Linked DNA regions of Homo sapiens: region 1 is linked to region 2. The links are chromatin loops, found by intact Hi-C in ENCODE. Cell type or tissue: GM12878. All regions are shown on one strand.

Region 1 (8,000 bases), 220 kb before region 2:
CAATCCATAAACGACACATTGTTCACATCTCGCCAAGTCATAACTGATGTTATAAAGGGTTGAAAAGCTTCAATTTAAAAAAATACAGGCATCCTCTCCTTTTCACCACAATGTGTTCTTAGAAACCACACCATAAAGTGGATCAGATTTTCCCATAGGAGCAATGTTATAATTGGAGGTTATGTTTCTGACCAAGGAGTTGGCTCCATGATATGGCAACAATGGATCACACAGGCAAAGATATAATATCTCTAAATCTTTATAGTAACTTTAATAGTAAAAGTAGATTGCAAGTACCACAAGACGGCTTTAAATATATTCTGTTACTTATTCAAGAGACCTCAAGATTCTATAAAATATACATATATAGTACTAAGGAATTTTTAGAACTTTGGCAAATGAACATGCTAATAACTAAATATTATAATACTTTTGCCTTTTCTTAAAAGACCAAAAATGGCTCTGCAGAGGTCTTAGATCCGAGTTCTTGAAGAGGAAGAAGGATGTCTTCTGGTTGAACCCTTTAATTTTACCCCAGAGACCCAATGTGCTTCTTATGTGATTTTTCACAAGATCTTTCTTTTACTTTGGAAAAATTTCCCTGTAGCTAGCAGAGACTTAAAAAAAAATTCCATCAACCTTAGAACTACAGTCTTGCATTGTTTAACAATGCAGCTACATCCTGAGAAATGGGTTGTTAGGCAATATCATCATGTGAATATGATAAGAGTATACTTATATGAACATAGATGATGTAGTCTACTACCCAGCTAGGCTGTATGGTGTAGCCTATTGCTCCTAGGCAGCAAACCTGTACAGCATGTGAGTGCACTGAATACTGCAGGCAATTGGAACATAATGGTATTTGTGTATCTAAATATATCTACATATAGAAAAGGTACAGTACAAATGTGGTATTATAATCTTATGGAACCACTGTGATATGTGCAGTCTGTCATTGACTGACATGTGGTTATATGGCACAGAACTGTATTCCAAAATGCTAGAGCCAGGTCACAGATTGCATCATTAAGTACTTCAATGTGTGCTGATCTCTATCATGGCATCTAATACTTTATGTTTTTTTCAAAAGGATTATTCAATCATTTCCCAGATAATTGATAGAACTGGCATAGAACAGTATCCAGTCTGTACTTGGATTGTTTGCTTTCCTGTTTTCCCATGCAGACAACTGGCCGTACATAGCACTGAATGGAAGGTTAAAGGCAGAGAAAAGTAAGATGTAGGTGTTAATTATATGTTGTGGGATGAGTGACAGAATTAAAGAGCATTCCAATGATAAGGTAGCCTTGTGATTATCAGGACCAACCTCTTCGCTTTACTGATGAGGAAACTGAGGCCCAGAGAGATCCAGTGACATGACAAAGCTAATAAACTAGGCAGATGGCTGACTTGGAGCAATGCAGAAGTATAGGTCCCTGCCCAGGGCTACTTCAGCTTGGCTAATATTCTAACATTCAACTGCTAAAGTCTTCCTGATTCACAGAAATTGGGGGAAAACTTTTTTTTTGAAACAGTGTTTTCCTCTATCACCCTGGCTGAAGTACACTGAGTATACACGGATGCAATCAAAGCTCACTGCAGCCTTAAACTCCTGGGATCAGGCAATCCTCCCACCTCAGCCTCCTGAGAGGCCGCAAGTGATCCTCCCAACTTGGCTTCTTAAAGTGCTGGAATTACAGGTGTGAGATACTGCGCCTGTCCAGGAGCCATTTTAATCTGTGTCATATTTGAATTAGGGGAGAGCTCTCCCTCACACACACACATACATATTCATGAGTGCAGAGACACACACACGTATAATAAACTTTTAGTCCATAATATGAACATAAAGTAAACCTGATACTATTTCTTATTTCACATGGGACCAGACAATTGAAGTCCTTAATGTACAGTATTACAAGATTAGTACATTTGAATTATCATAAACAACAAAAAGAAACCATCCTTTGGCCATTTAAATTCAGATCCCCTCAGAGCAAGCCAAATTTACATAACTCCATTGTCCACACTGTATCTTTTATCAGTAGTCAGTTTAATTCAAACGTCTTGTAGAAAAGATGAATTAAATATTCATCAAAGTCCAGAGAATTTTAAGCATCTATTCCATTATCTTAAATGGAACTGCAGACAAAACACCAAAGTGAACCTCTTTTTTCCCCCTTACCCTTCAACATAAATAAGGCTTTTAGTGTTTCCCCTTATGGTGTAACTCATACCAAATGATGACACTATTTACAGTATCTTCTTTAAAAGGGCATAGCTCCTATGCTTATTTCAATTAAAGCCCTTGTGCAATTATGCTTTCAAGAAACAATTAACAGAGGAAAAAACCATTTCCCTCACTCCGGCCTTTTAGAATTGGGAAGTGAGTACCCTTTCTTACCACTAGCGGCATTGAAGTAATTATTTAATGTTAAGGTTCAATTCCTTGGGTGTAAATTTTGGTTTTAGTTGACACTAAAAAGAAACATCAATTTATTAGGAGATAAAACTTGTTCTCCAGTAATGGAGCAGCTGCATCCATAAATTTATTGCAGTTTAATGTTCTCACACATAAAGCAATTAGAGTTTTCTGATGAACAGACTTTGCTACTAAATGATCATGTGTATCGTGGTGAGGATGGCCTGTGAGACTGGAAAGTAGAATGTGAGGCTTCCATGAAAAAAACTGCAGAAATGTAAAACAATAATACTACTAATAATACGTGTTGGGCAAATACAAGTGAGACCCTCTCCTCCATCCATGAGTTTGAATGAAAAGAAATGCTGCAAATTTAGCAGTCATGGTGAACGCCCACACTGCAGCTTTCCTGGCAACAGACTCACTTAATGATGCCTGGAATGAAGCCTGCTTGGATCCTGAGCAAGGGAGGATACAAACACCTTATCTTTAAGATAAGCATCACCTGATTTTCCTCATCAACAAGGAACAACAGTAGACAGGTGAGCAGTTTAAAAGTAATTCCAATTGCTGAATATCTAGGTCATACTTGCCCTGTAGAAGACTAAAGCGCATTCATGGAAGATTTTGTTTCTCCCCAGACAGTGCCCTCATCTTTCACATACCACCTCTCACGTTTCGAGAGAGAGACAGAGAGATTTATTTCTTTGCATCCATCCCTTCCCCTCCCCTGCAACACTATTCTGCCAATGTAGTAACTACCTCCAGGTGTTGAAACTCATGGGTTCTGCCTGAGCATGTTTCTTTCCCGGTTAATTTGGGAAGACTGATTGAGACTTAGAACTACTATAAACATATTTTTGTAATTTGTAGTGACAATTACCATTGTTATTTACTAAGCACCTACTAAATGCCAGGCATTATGTAAATTGTTGAGAATACAGAGGTGTGACAATGGTTCCTATACTCAATGGTCAGGTAACAATAATAGACAAGACATTAAGTGATAAAGTTAGTGTATGATTTTGGGGAAAATAAGAGGAGGGAGTGATCATTTCTTAAGGAAATGGTACAGACCAGGCCAGATGCATTTCCATAGGTTCCCTAAATTTGGGCTGGGTTTGGAGTGAGGAATTGAAGTCAGGTTGAGCGGTCAGCCTATGTGAAGGGAAGGCAGGTTTAAGAAGTACCAAGTGGTTCCAGGGGTTTCTGGACTGGGGACTGATTATTCTTTTAAAAGAGGCTGCTGAAATGTCCAAATAAATAAGACAGATCGAACACATCTATGCAGCCTCGACGCTCTTCTAAAACCCCACCAAAATGCCAGCAAAGACATAAAAAGTCTTCAAATCACTCAGATAACAAGAATAACAATAGAGGAGACTACAGCAAATGAAAGATAACATTTTAGGAGCTGTAAGGCTAATGGATGGGGCTTAGTTAGCATATTGGAAAATGTAGAACCCTAAGCTTACATGAAGGGATAAACGGCTACGTGTTGGTTCAGCAGAACCCCAGAAAGACTTGGGAATTGGAGGTACTGGGTACCTCTGAAGAAGGGTGATGGGTCAGGGCAGAAGATGAACTTTTGGGCATTTTTGCTTTTCACAGCTTTTTTTTCTTTCATCATCTTCAGAAACCACAAGCCCTCTAAAAATGTGTGTGTGTGTGTGTGTGTGTGTGTGTGTGTGTGTGTAGCATATATATTTATATTAATTTTATTTTGCTCTCGTGGCAGCAACAACAGGATCAATGAAAGGAGCACAGTGAAGCAGTACTGACCATGGGGGGTCATGCAGACGCTCTGAGAATTGAGCATCTATTGCTGGGACCACTGTATTCAGAGGCAGGAGGCAGATGCAACACGGTCCACTCACAATGCACAACCTGTGGCTTGGTTGACTTACAAAAGCAGTACAACAAACACAGCTATTTAGCACAGTCTGAGAGGTCACAGCTCCCACCTGATCTGGAGGCTGCTCCCACTCTGATAATTTTAAGACAGTACTTTCAGCAGGAAGTGGGAAGCCTATGCATGCCATGTGACCTCAAGGCTACAGATAAGTATTAAATTGGATGACTGATTCTCATATTTTTCTGATTATTATTGTTTTTAGAGACAGAATCTAACTGTCACCCAGGGTGGAGTGCAGTGGTGCTATCATAGCTCACTGTAACCTCGAACTCCTGGACTCAAGCAATCTTCCTGCCTCGGCCTCCCAAGTAGCTGGGACTACAGGTACAAGCCACTAATTTTTTCATATTTTTAGAGATGGGGTCTTGTTATATTGTCCAGGCAGGTCTCAGACTCCAGGGCTCCAGTGATCCTGCTTCCTTGGCCTCCCAAAGTGCTAGAATTACAGGTGTGAGTCACCATGCCTGGCCATGAATCTCATATTTTTATAAAGCAGCCATGTGTTCTAGATTTTGCTGAACATCACAATTTCCAATACTCTAATGCTCATAAAGAGACGGCTCATGGTCAAACTAAAGGTATAATTTTTAAGTTTTTTAAGTTGGAACAAAATGGTCAATAGGAGGTAAGAACTTAAAAGGAAAGGGTTTGTTTGCAAGTGCTCCCACAAGAAAACTCGGAAGCGATGAACAAGAGTCACCACTTCACTTGCATGAGAAAGTTCCTCATGGTACCCCTAAGTCAAGCCCTCACTAAGAGCGCGGCTGCTGGCACTGTGGTCCCACTTTGAGGAGCAGCCTCCCAGAGCTCGCCCAGGCCCCTGCAGCTTCCATGCTCTTCTCATGAGACCAAACGACTGCCCAGACACTTAGTAAATTCCTTGTATCTTTGGTTTATATGAAAGGAAAACAGCTTCTGCACATTTCATCTTACTATAAATACCCAAGTGAAGAAAAAAGGTAACCATGAAGGCTCATCCCACTCAATTTATTCCTGTTGGCATTCTTTCAGTGGAAAAAAGGAGGGGAAAAAAAACCCTGCCCTTGAGTAGGAATGCAACATGTAAAAACCTGTGCTGAATCATGAACATGATTATTGTATGAGAAGATTCAAACTGAATTGTAAAAACCTCATTTTATAGCTGCTTAAAAACCCTGAGAATAGTTGTACATGGATCTCAGCAAACGTACAAAAGAACACGCGTTATCAAGGCAGAGATCTGCACACTTGCTAGGGAAGACAAGGGTGATGCGGGGGCAGAAGATCCTGGCTTGGACAAGGCAAGGTTCCAAGGATGAAAATATCCCTCTGCTGGCTGAGTCAGATGCATCCACACATCTGAGTGCCCTCTGTGCTCAGCTGTCTTAGATTCATGCTGCGTTGTAGCTGTTTGTTTACTGGACTTGCCTCTCTCCGGAATTAAGAAGTCAGATTTTGAGGGCAGGGAGCCAGTCATATTCACCTTTGTTTCCTTAGCCCTGATGCCAGTGTCAGACAAGTAAGCGCCCCATGAACTCAAATAAATAAAGACCTCTGATCTACATTGTCCAGCCATGTGCACCTTTTTCTCCATTTTTTCTTCTTTTACAAGTATTTATATTCTCTGCACCTCCTAACACAGATTATCATGAGTCCATGTACAATAATTTTCCCCATAAAACTAACTAGCAAGGATTCCCTATTCCCAAATCTGCAAATTTCACAATAAAACTGTTTTGTGTGTGATTCTTCTACCAAACTTGTGACTCATATTTAAAATCTGAAACCATCATCTGCTTCCTATAGAGGGTTCCCTATTCCCAATGACACATGCCCAAATGAAGCACTTGTTTTTCATGGTTCTGATACACATAAAACGGTGACATAAAACATATGACAAAACAAGCATAATACTGTTATGGAAAGAGATGTTGGAAAATTAGAAAAAGAATTCTGTTTATTGTGTTAACTACAATTCTAACCCAGGATTTTTCAAACTTTGACCACAACCTACAATAAAAGCGCTATATTTCATGTAGCAACCAGCACAAATGTACATAAATATAAAACTGCAACAGATTATGAAATAAAACCATTTCTATTTCCAACATACTCAAACATTTTCTATTCCTTTTACCTCATTCTCTTTAAACATTGCTGATGTCAGCCTACTCAGACAATTTCAAAGCCTGACAATGCAAGGTAACTCATGCCTGTAATCCCAGCACTTTAGGAGGTTGAGGCAGGAGGATCTCTTGAAGCCCAGAGTTTGAAACCAGCCTGGACAATGAAGCAAGACTTCGTTTCTCCAAATAAAAAACAAACAAACAAAAACCACAAAAGAGAGAGAGAGAAAAGACAAATTAGAGTCACCAAGACCCATGAGGTAGGAGACAACTTTAATGGGAGGCATTAAAGAACCTAGAATCTTCTGAAGTCATCTCTTTCCATTTCTTCTCTCTTTGGCATCTCCACTCCTGTGGTTTTCTTGGATAGCTTCTGTGTGTTTGATTCACGATTCTTTTCCATTTCATGTTACCCATGTGGCTAAGGCTAGGGTGAAAGCTAAGCAAGACGCAGGGTGGAACCCATGGAGATCTAAAGAAGCGACTGCTGCCCAGGCCTGACTGGGTCAGTACAGCTTCATTCAGAAAGGCAAGAGGAAGACTTCCAGCCCATCTATAAGAAACCGGGTCCCAAGCCCTGGCTAGTGAGAAAGAGTGTGTATATGGCAACTATCTCTGTGATGATTCTCCTAGAACGCTGTCCAACACAACTGTCTGCCATGATGGAAGTGTTCCATATCACTAGTTACTGTGGTTACCACTAGCTACAAGTGGCTATTAAGCACTTGATGTGTGACTAATTCAACAAAGGAATGAATTCTTAGATGTATTTAATTTTAATTAATTGAAAGCTAAAGAGCCAAATGTGGCTGTGACTTCCATTGTGGACAGACATAGCCCTTGAACCTATCAAAGATGGGTAAGAGAAGTGAGGTTGAAAGGCTTTGGGACAAGTCAGAATTTGAAGACATTGATGCTGCCCATATCTTTCCATCAGATATTTCCAAGGATGAAGACTGAATTGCAGCATTTTGCATTCTCAAATCTTGAAAAAGAAACAAGAATTTATGGAACCAAACAACCACAGAGATTCAACTATGAAATGTATTCACTGGTAATAAACAATTCCTTTCAACTAGAACTTCAGTGAAAGGTGCTGTACAAACAGTTGCATATTCTTTTAACTTGAGGGGAGGCAAGAATCTAGTTCATTCTGAAGTTTTGGAAAGACCTAGGTTTTAGATTCTGCATTGTCACTGATTCGCTAAAGACCTGGAGGAGGTTATACGTGTTCTCTTTAGCTTCTACTGCTACTCATGGGCTGTTGAGTAGCAAATGAGTTGGTGTAAGTAGGGAAAGCACTCAATGCTGTGGTTTATGGTAGTTATTCACAACAGTCAATAGTGTGTGCACTCAGGCAGATTTGCAAATAACTCTTTCACTCTGCCTTAGGATAACTACCCATTAAATCACATAGGTAGAAAGAAGGCCAAGTTTATTCATTTTACATCCCTGTAACTCCCAAGAAATGTTGAGGTAATCAAAAAATTGTGGGAGATAGGATAATCTGAATAGCAAATGTTCCAACTTCTAACATCTAGGCAACTAGTAAGTC
Region 2 (8,000 bases):
ATAAAGCAATTATCTTTAGAAAGAAAGACGGAGAGAGCCAGAAAAGGACAGATATTTTTTTGGACTCAGAAGACAGGAGGACTGAATTCAAGTCCCAGCAGAGACTCTTACAAATAAAACAAGCTACGACTGCAGACGTGGGCTAACGTACCACTCAATTTATAACCCCAGGACAAGTGGCTTTTTCAGGAAGCAGGACCCTAACATAATTTGTACTCAAACATCTGTTATTTAGCTTCTAACAGTGCCTATTTAACATACGTTGTCACATGCACAGGACCAAAACAGTGGGAATAAAATTTAAGGGATCTAGGCTCCAAATGTAGACATGGAAAAAAATACAGACGGTATCCCTCTCCTCCCCTACTTTACAAAAATTCTTTAGGAGAACTCAATCTGGAGAGATAGAAACCATATATGAAACTATAAGAAAAAAGGATAGTGTGGTAAAAGTTTACCTTAGCATTAATATTTGAATACTAGTTAATTAGGAAATGCAGTATCTGCTAATAAAAATACAGACTATATTTTCTTTAAAAAAAACTAAGAAAAATGGTTTAAAACATATTTTTCAATTTTCTCTTTTATGTGCAAACCATCACACAAACACAAATTATGTATGTTAATCTATTTCCAAGGCAGCTTCAAATACCAATGAACCCAAACTCATAAGACATAGAAAAAAAATTCAAAAACGATTTTTCTTTTCTTTCCTGACATTTGACTCTTATGACTCAATTTATTCTCCATGCTGCCATTTCAAGATTTCCTTGCTCCTCTTATCAAGGAACACTGTTTTCATTTATTTCATCTGTCTCTGTTCTGAATACATTTCCACATTGCCAGACATAAATATAAAGCCATTTAGAAACGTAACCTTACAGACATTTTATATGACAAAATGTTACCTCATAAACCAAATGTCTGAGTAACTAAAAATTTATAACTAAACTAAATGGGGCTGGGCATGAGGGCTAACGTCTGTAATCCCAGCATTTTGGGAGGCCAAGGCAGGAGTTCAAGGCCAGCCTGGCCAATGTGGTGAAACCCTGTCTCTATGAAAAATACAAAAATTAGCCAGGCATGGTGGTGCACGCCTGTAGTCCCAGCTACCAGGGGGGCTGAGGCAGGAGAATCACTTGAACCCAGAAGGTGGAGGCTGCAGTAAGCTGAGATTGTGCCACTGCACTCCAGCCTGGGCGACAGAGCGAGACTCCATCTCATAAAAAAAAATAAATAAATAAATGGAAAGATAATTTCTCATCAGATAACATGGAAAAAAGAGCTGGGCACGATGGCTCACACCTGTAATCCCAGCACACTGGGAGGCAAGAGGATCGCCTGAGGCCAGCAATTCAAGACCAGCTGGGGCAACATAGCAAGACTCTGCCTCTACAAAAATTTTAACAATTAAAAAAATATATATAAAAAATAACATGGAAAATCTAAACATAAAACAGAAACACATTTTGTGACGCATACTTCCGCTAAAATGTATATAACTGAATTTCATATTTTATGAAAATGTTTTTAAAAGTTGGCTCCTGGAAATGGAACATTTCAAGAATCAGGGAACATCCTGCTGGGGAAGTCACTTACCTCTATAAGTCTGTCTCCTGCCTTAAGTCGGCCATCCTGAATGGCCGCCCCCCGGGGGAGAATGTTTTTCACATAGATTGGAGCTGAGCCACCTATTGTTACATCTCTGGAAGTGATGCTGAATCCCAAACCTTCTGTACCTAGGTATGTGAAGGAGAAGAAAAGTAAATAAAATGAGATATCTTGAATTTTACAGGTGTATTGCACCAGTATACTCAACCTCAACTTGACATTTTGTAACTTTCACAATGGTCCACATTTCTTCTACTACTTTAAAAGTTGTAATAAATTTTTCAAAATAGACTAAATTGTGGAAGGTTTAAATGGTTTACATATCAACAGTTATTAATCTAAGAAGAAACAGCAATCTTCTCAAAGACAGATGAAAGTTAATATGTAAATATGACTGCTAAAAGTTTTTAAATCAATGTAAATCTTTGAATAGGAAATTCACTACATGAAGAAAGAAAAAAACTTCTGTTAAGACCCACAGTACCTCAAAACTCAAGTATTATTGTGCAATAATGACATCCAAATTTTAAGGGTAGGAGGTATGAGCAAGGGAAACAAAAATGTCCAGGGAGATGGAAAAGAACAGTGAAATGAGAGGTATCTCTAGATAGAGGTAATGGAACCTCCCAAAATCATAATTATTCAAAGCAGTTTACTAAGAGGATAAACCATAAACCAAATTATCTTTGCCTAGTTCACTTCTAATTCACCTAAATCTTACCATGTATATTTCCTTCACCACCCCCCACTCCCAAACAAGGCAAATTACTCAGTGAAGACTCCATCTCAGATCATGGCTACCAAATCTGGGGATCATATTATGCTTAAAGGTACTAAATTAATGATGCATTTATAAATTACTCTGATGATTCACAGAATTTAAATTCTCATTTCTTTGGCAGCTTTCTTGACAGACAGTCTTACATGCTCAATACAAAGCAGAAAAGTGTTTATATGTCACTAGAATCAAGACGCAAGAAGCCAACACGTGCCCAGGAAAAACTGGGGAGATAATGATACATTTGTAATGAATCACAACATTTTTACAATAATGATTTCTACCTAAGCTTTTTTAAAAAGTTACTTCTTAAGATATTAGTTTCCATTTCAGTTAAAATATTGTTAAGGCAAATGCTTGCTCATTATGGGAAGAATAAAGAGATCTGTAAAGGTGAAAAATCTAGAAAAGAGCACATTAATCTGATACATCACTCAGTATAAAACTGTAATGAAAAGTATAAAATATAAGTGAACAAAAAAGGGTGAATAAAAATGTAGATTAAAGAAACATTAAAGGAGAAATAAAGAAAACACTCCATAGTTATTCCTGTAGCAAAACCTACCATAGTTATTCTCAACATCAAACAAAGCATTCATTTACTTTAGTCTGAAGTCACTTTAGGGTGCTTGGACTATTAATATTTCTGATGTCTTCCATGCTGAACACCTGAATGGCATACTGTCTATATGAAATGTTTGTTATTGCTCTGGGGAGATTTTTCCATATGTCTCTGCTTTCATGAAACTCTAATGACTTGCAATAACATTTATTAAGAAAGAATTCTTAATTACTCTCCTTTTGCAATACTAACTTTTTTGAACTATGAATGCTGACTGTTGTAGGAACCTCAATACTATTAAAATATCAGCAACAACCCCTAAATCTGTAAGCTAAAAGTTCAGGCAATGACCTTTCAAGGAAAGATAAGTAGATATCAATTTTCATTTAACAAAGCCAACAAAACATTCTGCACTGACTGAAACAGATTACTGACCTTCTCCTCTGACTTTATTAAAAAGCTAATTTCTACAAAAGAGCTGGGTATTTGAGAATACCAAAATGGCAATAAATATTAAGAAATCATAATTATGGAAGCAAGTACACTGAGGCTATTCTGTTGTCATGTTATATAACATAGCTCCAAAATTAGGCCAAAGAATAATTATACTGACATCTTTTTTTGTACTAAGAGTTGATTCCAGTTTTTGAAGAACTGCTGCCACTCAAAGCACATTAGCTCACTTTGAACTGAATCTGAAGTTTAACACTGACACACCCTATGTTTTTAATGTACTTCACTAATAAATGTAATAACTTGTAAGAAAAAAATCTGCTAGCTACAAGGAAAGCCTGTTCAATTCTCCTACATTCATTATTATTAAAATATATGCATTTAGTCCTAATCAAAGATAATCAGCATTCTTCCCCACATTTATAGTAAACATAATTTTTATATAAAATATTTGTAAGTATTGGCAGCATGCACAAGCAGCATGTGCTTTTTGTCATACATTCTCACAGTTGGTAAATTAAAATCAAGATAGATCTATGGGACTCTATATCATTAAGATTACTCAAGGTCTGAAAAACACTTAAAACCATTGTTTCTCCTTTCAGTGATTAAGCATAGTCTTTCTAAATTAGCTTGTGTAAATGCAATCATATTTTTCATTAAATGCTATTAAAATAATATCTGTATTCAAAACAATGGTACCAGTTTTGTAAGTAAAATGTATCAATTTGATTTATTTATCACTTCAGACTTACTATAACATAAAAATTAGATATACTCATTATTTTCCTTTTTTTGGAGAATCTGTATTCTGTTTAATACTTTACCTTTATCTTCTCACTTCAGATTTCCTTTGTATTTCTCATTCTTTCATTAGCAAAACAATGGTACTTTTAATGGCAAATCACCTCATTTAAAAAGTTCATGTTATATCATGATTTGTCAAATATCCTAATTTTTGAAAAACCATAATTAACTAAATGAATATTGCTGTATCAGTGTAAAAAGGAAAAGATATTTATGAACCAGTATCTTTATGACAATGGTGAAGCAAAATACTGTACCTTTGTTTAGAGATATCAAGCAGAATTTTATTTTTTATACGATTCTATTTGTAGTTCTTGATATGTTTTTGGTTAAAAACAAGGGCCTGTCATTTAAGTAGAGCAAAAGGAGGAAAGAGGATGTGATATTTCTCTCATTTAGGAATTGACAGAGCTAAAGGGGTTTCTGTTGATATGACTCTGTGTTTGCAACGAGGCAAGCTGTCAACTCCTGATCATGTCAACCAAGTATTTAGAGCTTAAAAACCAGTAACCAGAAATAAGAAACTTGAGGTTCACATAAAGTTCACTGAAAGAATATGAGTTAGAAAGGAAACAGCAGTCTCAGAGTTTACAACCTTGTAAATGCTACCCCAAATGTAAAGAAGAATGGTCTGAATATCCGGATATGGAAAACATACTAGTAAGAATCTGTGGCCAACAGCCACATGACCTGAGGAAATAATGAACCTCTCTTGGAATCATTTCCATCCAACTATAAGAGTTGATGGTTGAGCCTATAAAAAAAAATATTCTTTATAATAATACCATTTTGAAAGACATGATTTAAAAATATATCAAAATGCTCAGCTAAAATGGATCAGGAACAGTAAAAGTGTATCTTGGTGCCTGGACGAAACATTGGGTGAAAATCATAAAGTCAAGTCCAATAGTTTGCACTCAACTTTGAAGGAGGCAAACTGCAAGAACATGCTCTCTATACAGAGATCCACTGTATACAGGAAGGGTACTAAAATACATAATGGATGGAAGATGTATGAAGAATCGGCAATCGACATCATGACTTCCACATCACCATAAGAAAGAGAAGCAGGCCTGGACATGGTGGCTCACTTCCATAATCCCAGCACTTTGGGAAGCCGAGGTAGAAGGACTACTTGAGGCCAGGAGTTCCAGATCAACCTGGGCAACATGGCAAGACTCCAACACAACAAAAAATTTGTAAATGAGATGGGCATGGCGGCATGTGCCTCTAGTCACAGCACTTGGAAGGCTGACATGGGGTGTTGCGGGCTACGGTGAGCTATGACTGCACCACTGCACTGTAGCCTGGGCAACAAAGAAAGGCCCTGTCTCAAAAAAAAAAAAAAAAAAAAAAAAAAAAAGAAAGAAAAAGAAAAGAGAGGAAAAGAAAAGAAAAAAAAGAAAGGGAAGTAATGCAATAATACAAGAAAACAAAAGACAAGAGTCAATGGCCTGGCTTCTCAGCAACCTACTATAAACTCCTGGCAGCCTCAAACAAATTGGTCCCTCCCCACATCAAATACTGAGATTGACGTGCACTACCTCTAAAGTCCTCCTTGAGGGCTGGACTTATACAGCAAATGGGGCAGTCAAAATGGTCAAATCCTTACTATTGTTCTGCATTTGATATTAATGTCCTGAAGCCATTTTCTTTCACAATCAAAAATTTTACTACAGTAACTGCTATCTTCTTCTCATAGACATAGTCTTATTCTCTGCACTTTTACATTTTAATTTCTACAGAGCAAAATAAACCTGAGACATATAAGAAATACAATTTGAAATATGTTAAAAGGTAAGTAACTTTAAAAAATCTATCAGTTCTTTCACAAAATAATTAGATAAGACTCAGGGTGCTTTGGGTTAGTAGGTTGACTTTTAAAATAAATTCCATTTCTACCCTTGTGTGTTGCTGCTAAGAAAAGAAATTCCACAAAACAAAAACAGGATAGGTCGTACCTTTCTTAAGCTGGATATTAAGCCTCTTGCCTATTTTTTTGGTGTTATAACCACTGCTTACAGTCGTACTAAATACATTCTGAGGTGCCGAGGCTGGAGCGGATGGTGGTTTTCCCGAGGGGTGTGCGCTATGAGGTAGTCTTGAGTGAGAGTCTATCTGCTCAGGCGGGTGGTTCAGTCGGGGTGCTCTCTGCACCGTGTGAAGCCCTGCACTGTTCACACTCCTGTTGTCAATATACTGGCTGTCAGGGCTAAAACGGCTTGAATAGTAATTGTTCTTCTCACTTTGGGATAGTTGTTCATACTGCTCTTTATTTGCTGCAGGAACCACATGGAACCAAATGATGGGTGTACGCATGGCTTGGCGAAACATATGTTGTGCTCTGGGTTTGAGAAAGAATAGAAAATTAGCAAATTAAGACTGGCAGACTAGAAGATATTATGAGCTTAATTAAGTTTACTAATTAAGCAATAAGAACTGACAGGCTGTTGAAATTGAAAAGCAAAATTCTAATAACCCATTTATCAATCAAGTTTGCAGCTCTGATCTATCAATAGCTGTTTCTTCAAATATAAATTTCTCATTCTCTCAATAAAAATAGAAAAATTATCTACAACTACAGATAAAATTCTGTCCTCTCAACTGTAAATCATTAAACATGTTTTAAGTATAACAAGTATTATAATTTCAATAATAGAAACCAAATGGAACATTCTCTCTACAACATTGTCTAATACAACTTGTAGACATTACAAAATACTTCAATTTAAGTTTTCAAAGAAAGACAGAGCTTTATAATTATATTTAGAATATTGGATTGGGTTAGATGTGTATTTAAAATTTTTAAAATACACACACACACACACACACACTTAGAAGACTATAGAAAGTAACTATTAATTATTTATTAAGTTGGTATATGTAAAAATCTCAAGAACAGCAATCCAGGCTCAATAATTCAAAATGTTGACAGCTGTGGGTCACAGTGCACCCATACAACCAGCCTGGGAAGCAGCTCTTTCTCATGCTGGTTCCCTGGTCAGGACCTCAAGTTCTTAAGAGTTCTGTTTGCTCCTGCCTTGTTTTATAAGAACTGGCCAACTGTTATGTTTTTCATTGACTAAGGGCCTGAATCAAGATAAAGTGTATCTGAATACAACCCAATATTGTATCTGAATACAACCCAAGATAAAGTGTATCTGAATACAACCTCAAGCAGATACAAACAGCTTTATCTGCTTGTTTGTATCTAGAGAAACTGTGTGCAGCAAAGGTGGACGGGTGAGTTAAAGTATGATAAAAATGGGCACACTGTCAATTTTCCAAAAGGAGAGGAACCAGCAAAATTGTAAAGTTGAAATGGGGGCCATAATACTTAAGAAGAGCTATATCCATCAGAGGACATTTTGAAATATAGTCTAATGGTATTAATTACTGAGTATGTTTAAATTTTTAAAAGCTAATGGCAGAAAATATTCCTCTCCAGTATACAGACTGAGATCACAGACATGTTTGAAGCATTTCAACTGACTGCACTCTGTCATGCCTAATGCAAGTAAGAACAGAAGTGCAGCGAGCACACACTTACTGTTCAAATCTTCTATTTCGAAGGTCGCCATCATTAATCCTGACAATGCAATCATTCTCACGAAAAAGATTTTCATGTTCAGCTTTACCACCTTTCTCCAATCGTTTTACTAATAACCCCAGGGTTCTGGAACATTAAGAATGCAAATGATTACACATGTAATATCTCCACCATGCACACTGCCTTACCACTTTAATGCTGTTATTATATTTACAAAGATGTCCTTACAAAGGAGCATG

The links. A loop is a pair of places that touch in the nucleus more often than their neighbours do. Peaks named below come from ENCODE experiments on the same cell type or tissue, not always from the same donor. Only the 100,000 strongest peaks of a DNase experiment are listed, where the experiment ranks them.
Region 1: it touches region 2 in a loop (1.9-fold over the local background); 1 of 110 quality-filtered maps calls a loop at or near these places.

What each region holds. Positions count from the first base shown.
Region 1 is chr10:34,151,587-34,159,586 of GRCh38, forward strand. All of the region lies in intron 22 of PARD3 (par-3 family cell polarity regulator), which reads right to left. Among named protein-coding and RNA genes, the nearest start is that of LINC02629, 250 kb to the left of the region's middle. In GM12878, no CTCF peak of the experiment used is centred here; no DNase peak of the experiment used is centred here.
Region 2 is chr10:34,376,368-34,384,367 of GRCh38, forward strand. It overlaps PARD3 (par-3 family cell polarity regulator), which reads right to left. Exons shown (of 25, transcript NM_001184785.2): 8 at 7,762-7,887; 9 at 6,173-6,555; 10 at 1,600-1,739. Among named protein-coding and RNA genes, the nearest start is that of PARD3, 430 kb to the right of the region's middle. RefSeq lists an enhancer at 4,610-4,739. In GM12878, no CTCF peak of the experiment used is centred here; a DNase peak (open chromatin) is centred at 4,664.